2 separate regions of the Homo sapiens genome follow, and region 1 is linked to region 2. Evidence: read pairs that join two places in POLR2A ChIA-PET (ENCODE). Cell type or tissue: Caco-2. All regions are shown on one strand. Links, peaks and the distances in the headings refer to the core of each region. The heading gives the core; the rest is flanking DNA. Region 1 has its middle 33 kb from the start of LINC02613. Region 2 has its middle 99 kb from the start of ATL2.

What was found. ChIA-PET counts read pairs that join two places held together with the same protein. Peaks named below come from ENCODE experiments on the same cell type or tissue, not always from the same donor. Only the 100,000 strongest peaks of a DNase experiment are listed, where the experiment ranks them.
Region 1: POLR2A ChIA-PET joins it to region 2 with 9 read pairs; 3 of 35 experiments call an interaction of 5 or more read pairs at or near these places.

The regions. Positions count from the first base shown.
Region 1 is chr2:38,545,969-38,551,353 of GRCh38, reverse strand. No RefSeq gene overlaps it. Among named protein-coding and RNA genes, the nearest start is that of LINC02613, 33 kb to the right of the region's middle. In Caco-2, for the core only: no CTCF peak of the experiment used is centred there; no DNase peak of the experiment used is centred there.
Region 2 is chr2:38,275,452-38,280,836 of GRCh38, reverse strand. No RefSeq gene overlaps it. Among named protein-coding and RNA genes, the nearest start is that of ATL2, 99 kb to the left of the region's middle. RefSeq lists enhancers at 1,819-2,802, 2,803-3,786. In Caco-2, for the core only: no CTCF peak of the experiment used is centred there; a DNase peak (open chromatin) is centred at 2,776; H3K4me3 peaks cover 283 bases.

The DNA.
Region 1 (5,385 bases), core at 330-5,329, 270 kb before region 2:
TAATTACATGTTGTTTCTTCCTTTCCAATATTTAAACCTGTCACTTGGTTCTTGTTTTTTTCCCATTGACCGCTGGCATTTTAAAACAGCTGTTTGATGCCAGAGACATTTTGACACAGCCTAAACACAAATCATTAAATAATCTTTGTGTTTCCAAAATGAAATAATAGTAGCTAATACATATCAACTGCCTTTTTTGAGCCAGGTAGGTTCCAAGTATTAATATCTTGTATATTAATTTATTTAATTCTTACCGCAACCTCATGAGGTTGTTATTATATTCCTTTTAATGACAGGCAAACAGGAGCAAAGACATCAAGCAGTTTGTTGAAGGTTTAACAAGGAGGTGGTGCTCAGACTTGAACCCAGGCAATTTTGTTCCCAAGGTCATACTCTCAACTACTATTCAAAATTGCTTCTAAGTGAATAAAATGAAATGGCAATCTTGCTTTTTCTGATTGTAAAAGTAAGACATGCTTATTAGAAAAGATTCAGTCAAAAAGATTTAAACAAAAGGAAAATCACCTCCCCACTATCATTTTTTCATTGCTGCAGAGTATCCCACTGTGAGATGGAATGGTAACTTACTTCATCAATCCCATGCTGATGGGTTTTTGCCATACAGCTTTTCTTAGTTTTATTTTTCTGTAGTTTTCTTTTTTTTGTTGTTACTCTCTGCCTATGCTTACCCATCATATAGCTTTTCAAGCACCCATTTATGTGCTCATGATACTTCCTGAACTGGAGTTTCTCAGTCGAAAAGAGTAATCACATTTCACATTTTGACAGAATTGCCAAATTGCACCCCTCAATTCAAGAAATGGCCTATTAAATTTTATTAACCTTATAGGTGAAAAATGTTATTTTCACATATTTTAGCCATCTTTATTTTTCTATTGGGTGCTCATCTTTTTATTGATTTGTAATTACTTTTTCATTCTTTTTATATAAGGGCAATTCTGTCTGATGTTGCAGTTTTTAATTTTTACTTTTATATTGGTTTGCCATTATAGGAGGATTATAGAAATTGGCTGAGCGAGGTGGCTAATGCCTGTAATTCCAGCACTTGGGGATGCTGACGTGAGAATCGCTTGAGGCCAGGAATTCAAGACCAGTCCGGACAACACAGGGAGAGCCTATCTCTACAAAAAAAAAAAAATTTAAAAACATCAGATCTCCCTATGCTGTCCAGACTGGTCTTGAACTCCTGGCTTCAAGCACTTCTCACTTCAGCATGATGGTGCATGCCTATAGTCCCAGCTACTTGGGAGGCTAAGGTGGAAGGATCACTTGAAGTCAGGCAGTTGAGGTTACAGTGATCATGTCACTGCATTCCAGCCTGGGTGACGAAGCAAGACACTGTCTCTTAAAAAAGAAAACAGTCATCTACACTTTCTTGTATATCTTTACAAACGACAATGTTTTAAAATTACTAATTTGAGTGAACCAGGCCCCACCTTTCAGCCTCCCTCCCTTCCTTAGACGTAAGAACTCTGCAGCCACACTGGATGGCACGAAGGGTCAGGACTGCTACTTTGGGTTATTACTTGGTAATTCAAAACTATTTTGACCTCTAGATAAATGTTGTGGATTGCACACTTGTGCAAAAAATAAGCATGCTTTAAATCCAACTAAGATAGAAGAAACCAGCAAATTAGTGATGTCAACAAACTGAAAAATGTGAAGCCAATGAAAAATGGAAAGTAGCCTGCAGAGAAAATGCCAGTAGGCATGCCAGTTTACAAAGTTTACTCTGAAAGGTTCAGGAATCGGAACCTTTCAGTCGCGTTAACTAGCTGGAGGTGAGAGGGGCTCATAACAGAGTCTTGTTGAAAGAACATAAGGAAGACTTAAAACCACAGATTCCTTTCCATATCTGACCCTGCCAGATGGCTACCTCTCCCTTACCTCCGAACAAGAAAGGAAGCTTATTTTCTTGAGAAATTCAAGTAGAGAAGCATCAAATTCAGAAACAAAGGCAGAGAGAATGAGCGCTGAGGCACCGTTCTGAAAATGAAAATGAAGTGCAAATCTACATATGGAAGACTGAGACTGCCCACCCTCATTCTTCTTGCTCCCTCCTTCCAACTAGGCTCCCAGAATTCTGGCAATCAGCTTATAGCTCATTAAGCAGATTGGAGGATTTTTCTCTGGAGAAGCTGTCTAGCCAAAGGCAAAAATACTACAGATTCTGACATTTTAAGGGTTTCTTGTTAAGTGGGCAGTTACAGTGATAGCTACTACTGAACCCTCCTTGCCCGTGCATGCAGAGCTGCTAATTGGCTTTTTAGTGTGTCCTTCTTAATTATGAATAGACTGCTAAAAATTAATCCTTTAACATGAAAGACAGAAACCTAGAGAAAACAGACTATGCAGGGAGCAGGAAAAAATTAAAAAGCAAAAACGTTTACCTTCTTCGAAGAGATGATTTTACATGAGTGAAATAAATATGGGATGCTTTTAAACAATAAAAACGGACAAAACCATAAAGAACTGTAAACGATAAAATTAAAAGATAATTAAACGATAAAAATTAAAAGAATTAAAAAGTCAATAGGCAACAAATAATTAGAAATAGGCTGGGCATGGTGGCTCACACCTGTAATCCCAGCACTTTGGGAGGCCGAGGTGGGTGGATCACTTGAGGCCAGGAGTTTGAGACCAGCCTGGCTAACATGGAGAAAACCTGTCTCTACTAAAAATGCAAAGATTAGCCTGGTGTGGTGGTGGGCATCTGTAATCACAGCTACTCGGGAGGCTGAGGCAGGAGAATCGCTTGAACCTGGAAGGCAGAGGCTGCAGTGAGCTGAGGTTGTGCCAGTGCCCTCCGGCCTTGGTGACAGAGTGAGGCTCCATCTCAAAACAACAACAAAAATAATTAGAAATAAAAAAATTTTAAAGATATGCAGGACCTGTACACTGAAAGACTATAAAACATTGCTTAGAGAAATTAAAGAAGACCTAAATAAATTGAGTGATATATCTTGTTCATGAGTCAGAAGACTCAATATAGTTAACATGTCAGTTATCCCTGAATTGACCTATAGATTTAATGCGATCTCTGTCAAGATCCCAGCAGGTCTTTTTTTTTTTTTTTTTTTTTTTAAGGTAGAAATTTATAAGCTGATTGTAAAAATTCATATGAAATGCAAAGGACCTAGAATAGCCAAAACAACTTTGAAAACAAACCAGAGTTGGAGTAAGTCTTAGTTTGGATGGACTGCTATAACAAAATACCACAAACTGGTAGCTTATAAACAGCATAAATTTATTTCTCTGTCTGAGGCTAGAGAGGCCAGGATCAAGGCATCAGCTGATTCCGGGTCTGGTGAGGGCCTGCTTCCTCATAGATGGCTGTCTTACTGTAACCTCACATGGCAGAAGGAGCAGGGATCTCCCTGGGACCTCTTTTATAGGGCACTAATCCCATTCATGAGGGTTCCACCTCAAAACTTATACAGCTATAGTAATCAAGACTGTGGTAGGTGTGTAAAATAAAAATAGATCAATGGGACAGAATATAGATATAAAGCCACACATATTGATAATGCATACTGATTTGTTACAAATATGAAAAGAAATGCAGTGGAAAAAGGACCCTCTTTTCAACAAATGTTGTTGGAACAACTGGAAATACATATGCAGAAAGACCCCTTCTAGCCATGTTCTGTTCCATATGCAACAATTAACTCAAGATGGGTGAAAGACTTAAATGCAAGAGCTAAAATTATGAATCTTATAGATGAAAACTTTTTGTGACCTTTTTTTGAGTAATGATTTCTTACAACACCAAAAACATTGGTCTATTAAAAAAATCCAAAACCCAAACTCATAAACTCAGCAAAATGTAAAACTTCTGCTCTAATAGAGAAGGAAAAGACAAGCTACAGATTAAGAGAAGATATTTGCAACATATATTTCTGATATAGGACTTGTATCTAGAAAATACAAAGAATTCTCAAAACTCAACAAGAAAATGACCCTATTAAAACTTGGCAAAAAGATTAGAATCTACATTTTACTGAAGAAGATACATAAAAGATGAATAAGCACATGGAAAGATGCTTAACATCATTATCCGTTAGTCATTAGGGAAATAGAAATGAAAACCACAATGAGATACCACTCTATATGTATTAGAATGGCCAAATTAAGACGACTGAGGCCGGGTGCGGTGACTCACGCCAGTAATCCCAGCACTTTGGGGGCCTGAGGCAGGTGGATCCCTTGTGGTCAGGAGTTTGAGACCAGGACCAGCCTGGCCAACATGGCAAAACCCCATCTCTACTAAAAATACAAAGATTAGCTGGGCATGGTGGCACCTGCCTGTAGTCCCAGCTATTCAGGAAGCAAGAGAATTGCTTGACCCCAGGAGGCGGAGGTTGCAGTGAGCCGAGATTGTACCACTGCACTCCAGCCTGGGCAACAGAATGAGACTCCATCCCAAAAAAAAAAACAACAAAAAAAGAAGACTGAGCATACTAAGTGATGGTGAAGATGTGGAGGAAATGAAACTCTCACATACTTTTCATAGGAATGTAAAATGGTACCACCACTTTGCAAAAGTAATTTGGCAGTTCCCAAAAGTTAAACCATATACCTACCATATGACCCAACCATTCACTCCTAAAGAAAGTATATGTCTCTACGATGACTCATACATAAATATTCACAGCAACTTTATCTGTAATAGCCCCAAACTGGAAACACCTAAGTGTCATCAAAAAGGAAATAAATAGGTTAGGTGCAGTGGGTCATGCCCAGCACTTTGGGAGGTGGGAGGCCAAGGGGGGGATGATTGGTTGAGACCAGGAATGTGAGACCAGCCTGGTCAACAGAATGAGACATCGTCTCTACAAAAAATAAAAAAAATTAGCCAGGCATGGTGGCATGCACCTATAGTCCCAGCTACTTGGGAGGCTGAGGTGGGTGGACTGCTTGAGCCCAGAAGTTTCAGGCTGCAGTGAGCCATGGTCATGCCATTGCACTCCAGCCTAGGTGACAGAGCAAGACCCCATCTAAAAAAAAGTGAATAAATAAACAAATTGTGGCATATCCTTAGTGTCACTTCATCCATGCCATAAACCTTTCCAGATTTAAGGGCACTCTACTTCCAAGGGGGAGAAGTGTCAAAATTATGTTGTAAGAAGAGCATGGGGGATAAGAGAGATTATAGCTACCATCTTTGGAAAATAAAATATGCCACAGTATGTGGTGTATGTCCTCTGGAAATACTGTTTTTATTTTTATATTTTTGAGACACAGTCTTGCTCTGTTGCCCAGGCTGGAGTGCAGTACAGCATAATCTCGGCTCACTGCAACCTCTGCCTCCTGGGCTCAAGGGATTCTTGTGCCTCAGCCTCCCGAGTAGCTGGGCTTACGGGT
Region 2 (5,385 bases), core at 313-5,312:
GTCTCAAAAATAAATAAATAAAAGCACCTTTGGGTGGAATATTATGGTCATGATTAAGGTATTTAGTATGTCTGCAAAGGATACCATGCAGGGGAATCTAATCCATAGCCAGAATGAGTGTCTCAGTGGAGAGAAATTGCAGCATTTCTGTGATGAAAGTGGTTCTTTGTAACCTTTTTTTTTTTTTCTTTTAGACAGAGTCTTGATCTCTTGCAAGGCTGGAGTGCAGTGGTGTGATCTCAGCTCACTGCAATCTCCGCCTCCCAGTTTCAAGCAATTCTCCTGCCTCAGCCTCCTGAGTAGCTGGGATTACAGGCGCACACCACCACAGCCAGCTAATTTTTGTATTTTTAGTAGAGATGGGGTTTCACTATGTTCATAGGCCAGGATGGTCTCGATCTCCTGACCTCAGGTGATCCGCTTGCCTTGGCCTCCCAAAGTGCTGGGATTACAGGTGTGAGCCACCGCGCCCGGCTCTTTGTAACCTTCTAACCAGATGCCAAACTAATCTCCTTGGGTTCCTGTACCGTACTGGAAGCTCAGAGTTGACAGATTGGGCTCTCAGCCATGGTCGTAGGCAGATTAGCTTCGGTGTGAAGTCTGTTTGCTGAGCCCAAGTGTCCCCTTCATTCCTCCTTCCATGATGACGGGGTTCCTGAAGCTATCAAGCAGGCACTGGAGTGGCTGGGGAGACAGTCTTTTACATTGTACTCAGGAATTCCTGACATCTCAACTTTATTTAGTGTAGGTCACTATTGAGTCCAGATTTTAGGACATAATTAGAATTATGTCCTAGGGCAAACCATTAGAACCTCTCCTAGTTTGCCTAATCATTTAACTTTGGAATCTCTAAAGTGAATTCTTGTTACAATGTAGCCCAATCTAGCATGATCTATCATCCACAGAATCCATTCTCACGAATAGTATTACTCAGGTTTTCTGAGTAAATAAGCAAAATTTGAAAAGCTTTTTTTTTTTTTTGGTTTTGGTATGTGTTTTCTCTAGGGTTCGACTTTGTAATTGGCCTCATGGGATAAATGGATATAATTATAGGTTTAGGTCCAGTAGAAATGACATGAGGAAAATTAGCATATCATTAAGGTAGCTATTACAGAGTCTTTAAGCAAGGTGGGGCTGGGTGCGGTGCCTCCTGCCTGGATTCCCAGCACTTTGGGAGGCCGAGGTGGGCGGATCACTTGAGGCCAAGAGTTTGAAACCAACCTGGCCACTGCACCCCAGCCTGGGCGACAGAGAGAGGCCCTGTCTCAAAAAAAAAAGAAAAAAAAAAGCAAGGTGGGATCAACTTTATCAAACAGAAGAAAAGCTGCTTCTCTCTCCAGAGCATCTCAGGGCATGCTCAGTGCTCCATCTGTCTCTACTCATTCACTTCCCCCAGTGTGAAATGCTCACGTTCTGTGTAGGTGATTCATATCTATGTCTCCCAAGGCTCAGCTTCTTCATGCCTGAGAGGTCAGGCCCATTTGATATTTCCCTTGTGTGGAGTCCTCTAGCCATTGTCTATGTCACATCCGTTGCTACTTACCTATATTCCCTTTAGTATTGCCCCACACATGCAAATTGTGTTGACTCCTCAGGTAAGCCTAGGCTGCTCCAACGAAGGTGCATAGATAGGGCCAGGCAACCCTCATCTCATTGTGCCTTGCTTTATTGTTCTTTGCATATATCACGCTTTTTTTTAAAATGGAAAATTTGTGGCAACCCCGCCTCAAGCAAGTCTATTGGTATCATGCTTCCAACAACATGTGCTCAGTCTGTGCCTCTGTTTCATTTTGGTAATTCTTGCAGTATTTCAAACATCTTCTTTATTATTATATCAGTTATGATCATCTCTGGTCAGTGATATTTGATGTTACTATTGTAATTGGGGCACTACAAACTGTGCCCAAAGAAGATGACAAACTTAATTGATACATGTTGTGTGTGTTCCGAATGTTCCAACCACTGGCCTTCCCCCATCACTCTCCCTCTCCTCAGGCTTCCCTTTTCCCTGAGACACAACAACATTGAAATTAGGCCAATTAATAACTCTACGATGACCTCTAAGTGTTCAAGTGATGAAGGGGTGGCCTGCCCCTCCACACCTGTGGGTGCTTCTTGTCAGGTGGACGAGAGACTTGAGAAAAGAAAGAGACACAGAGACAAAGTATAGAGAAAGAAAAGTGGGTCGAGGGGACCGGCGCTCAGCATACGGAGGACCCACACCAGCACCAGTCTGTGAGTTCCCTTAGTATTTATTGATCATTATCGGGCGTTTCTCGGAGAAGGGGATGTCGCAGGACAATAGGGTAATAGTGGAGAGAGGGTCAGCAGGAAAACATGTGAACACATATCTCTGCATCATAAACAAGGTAAAGAAAAAAGTGCTGTGCTTTTGATGTGCGTATACATAAACATCTCAATGCCTTAAAGAGCAGTTTTGCTGCCAGCATGTCCCACCTCCAGCCTTAAGGCGGTTTTCTCGTATCTCAGTAGATGGAATATACAATCGGGTTTTACACCAAGACATTCCATTGCCCAGGGATGAGCAGGAGACAGATGCCTTCCCCTTATCTCAACTGCAAAGAGGCCTTCCTCTTTTACTAATCCTCCTCAGCACAGACCCTTTATGGGTGTCGGGTGTCGGGCTGGGGGACGGTCAGGTCTTTCCCTTCTCATGAGGCCATATTTCAGACTATCGCACGGGGAGAAACCTTGGACAATACCTGGTTTTCCTAGGCAGAGGTCCCTGCGGCCTTCTGCAGTGTATTGTGTCCCTGGGTACTTGAGAATAGGGAGTGGTGATGACTTTTAACAAGCATGCTGCCTTCAAGCATTTGTTTAACAAAGCACATCCCGCAGAGCCCTTAATCCATTAAACCTTGAGTTGACACAGCACATATTTCTGTGAGCACAGGGTTGGGAGTAGGGTTACAGATTAACAGCATCTCAAGGCAGAAGAATTTTTCTTAGTACTGAACAAAATGGAGTCTCTTAGGTCGACTTCTTTCTACATAGACACAGTAACAGTCTGATCTCTCTTTCTTTTCCCCACAAAGTGAGAGGAAGTGTCACATGTCTCTCACTTTAAATCACAAGCTACACATGATTAAGCCTAGTGAGGAAGGCATGTTGAAAGCTAAGATATGTCAAAAAGTAGGTCTCTTGCACCAGTTAGCCAAGTTGTGAATGCAAAGGAAAAAGTTGTTGAAGGAAAGAAAAAGTGCTACTCTAGTGAAGATACAAATGATAAGAAAGCAAAACAGCCTTACTGCTGATTCGAAGAAAGTTTGAGTAGTCTCGATAGAAGATTAAACCAGTCACAACATTTTCTTAAGCCAAAGCCTAATCCAGAGCAAGGCCCCAACTCTCTTCAATTCTGTGAAAGCTAAGAGGTGAAGAAGCTGTAGAAGAAAAGTTTGAAGCTAGCAGAAGTTGGTTGATGATATTTAAGGAAAGAAGCCATCTCTATTACATAACGTAAAATCAAGGTGATGCAGTAAGTGCTAAAGTAGAAGTGGCAACAGGTTATCCAAGAGATCTAGGAAAGATCACTGATGAAGGTGGCTACACTAAATGACAGATTTTCAGTGTAGATGAGATAGTCTTATATTGGAAGAAGATGCCATCTAGGACTTTCATAGCTAGAGAGAAATGAATCCCTGGTTTCAAAGCTTTAAAGGACAGGCTGACTTTCTCGTTGGGGTCTAATGCAGCCAGCAACTTGAAGTTGAAGCCAATGCTCATTTACCATTATGAAAATCCTGGCCGGGTGCAGTGGCTCATGCCTGTAATCCCAGCACTTTGGGAGGCCGAGGTGGGTGGATCACTTGAGGTCAGGAGGTCGAGACCAGCCTGACCAATGTGGGGAAACCCTGTCTCTATTAAAAATACAAAATTAGCCACGTGTGGTGGTGGGTGCCTGTAATCCCAGCTACTTGGGATTACAGGCAGAGGCAGGAGAATGCTTGAACCAGGGAGGTGGAGGTTGCAGTGAGCCGAGATGGTGCCATTGCACTCCAGTGTGACAGAGTGAGACTCTGTCTTAAAAAAAAAAAAAAAATCCTAAGGCCCCTAAGAATTATGCTAAATCTATTCTGCCTGTTTTCTGTAAGTGGAACAACAAAGCCTGGATGACAGCACCCCTGTTTACAGCATTATTTACTCAATATTTTAAACCCATTCTTGAGAATTACTGCTCAGAAAAAAGATTCCTTTGAAAATATTACTGCTCATTGGCAATGCACCTGGTCACCTGTGAGCTCTGATGGGCTTGTATAAGAATATGTATTAATATTGTTTTCATGTCTGCTAACACATCATCCATTCTGCAGTCCATGGGTCAAGGAGTCATTTCGACTTTCGAGTCTTATCATTTAAGAAATATACTTTGTAAGGTATAGCTGCCATAGATAATGATTCCTCTGATGGATCTGGGCAAAGTAAATTGAAAAACTTCTGGAAAGAACTCATCATTCTAGATACCATTAAGAACATTCGTGATTCATGGGAGGAGGTCAGTATATCAATATTAATAGGAATTTGGAAGAAGTTGATTCCAGTCCTCCTGGATGACGTTGAAGAGTTCAAGACTTCAGTGGTGGAAGTAGCTGCAGATGTGGAAATAGCAAGGTAACTAGAATGAGAAATGAAGCTTGAAGAAGTAATTGAATTGCTGCAATCTCATTATAAAACTTTAACAGATGAGGAGTTGCTTCTTGATGATAAACAAAGAAAGCGGTTCCTTGAGATGAAATCTATTCCTGGTGGGGAGGCTGTGAACATTGTTGAAATGACAATAAAGGATTTAGAATATTACATACACTTAGTTGATTAAAGCAGTGGCAGCATTTGAGAGGATTGACTCCGATTTTGAAAGTAGTTTTGCTGTGGGTAAATGTTATCAAATAGCATCACCTGTGACAGAAATCCTTCATTAAAGGGAAAATCCACTGATGCCACAGACTTCACTGTCTTTAAGAAATTGCCACAGCCACCTCAACCTTCTGCAACCACCACCCTGATCAGTCAGCAGCCATCAACATTAAGCAAGACCCTCCACCAGCAAAAAGACTCACCGAATGCGCAGATGATTGTTACCACTTTTTAGCAATAAAGTATTTGTTAGTTAACGTAAATCCATTTTTTTAGACATAATGCTATTTCACACTTAATAGACTACAGTATCATGTAAACATAACTGTATATGAATTAGGAAACAAAAAAATTTGTGTGACTCGCTTTATTGTGGTATTTGCTTTATTTCAGTTGTCTGGAATTAAACCCACCGTATCTCCAGGGTATGCCTGTATATGAAATGTTGAAATCTTGGCCCTCGCATGACTTCTTTCATATTCAATAAATGTACCCCCAATTAAATATGATGCC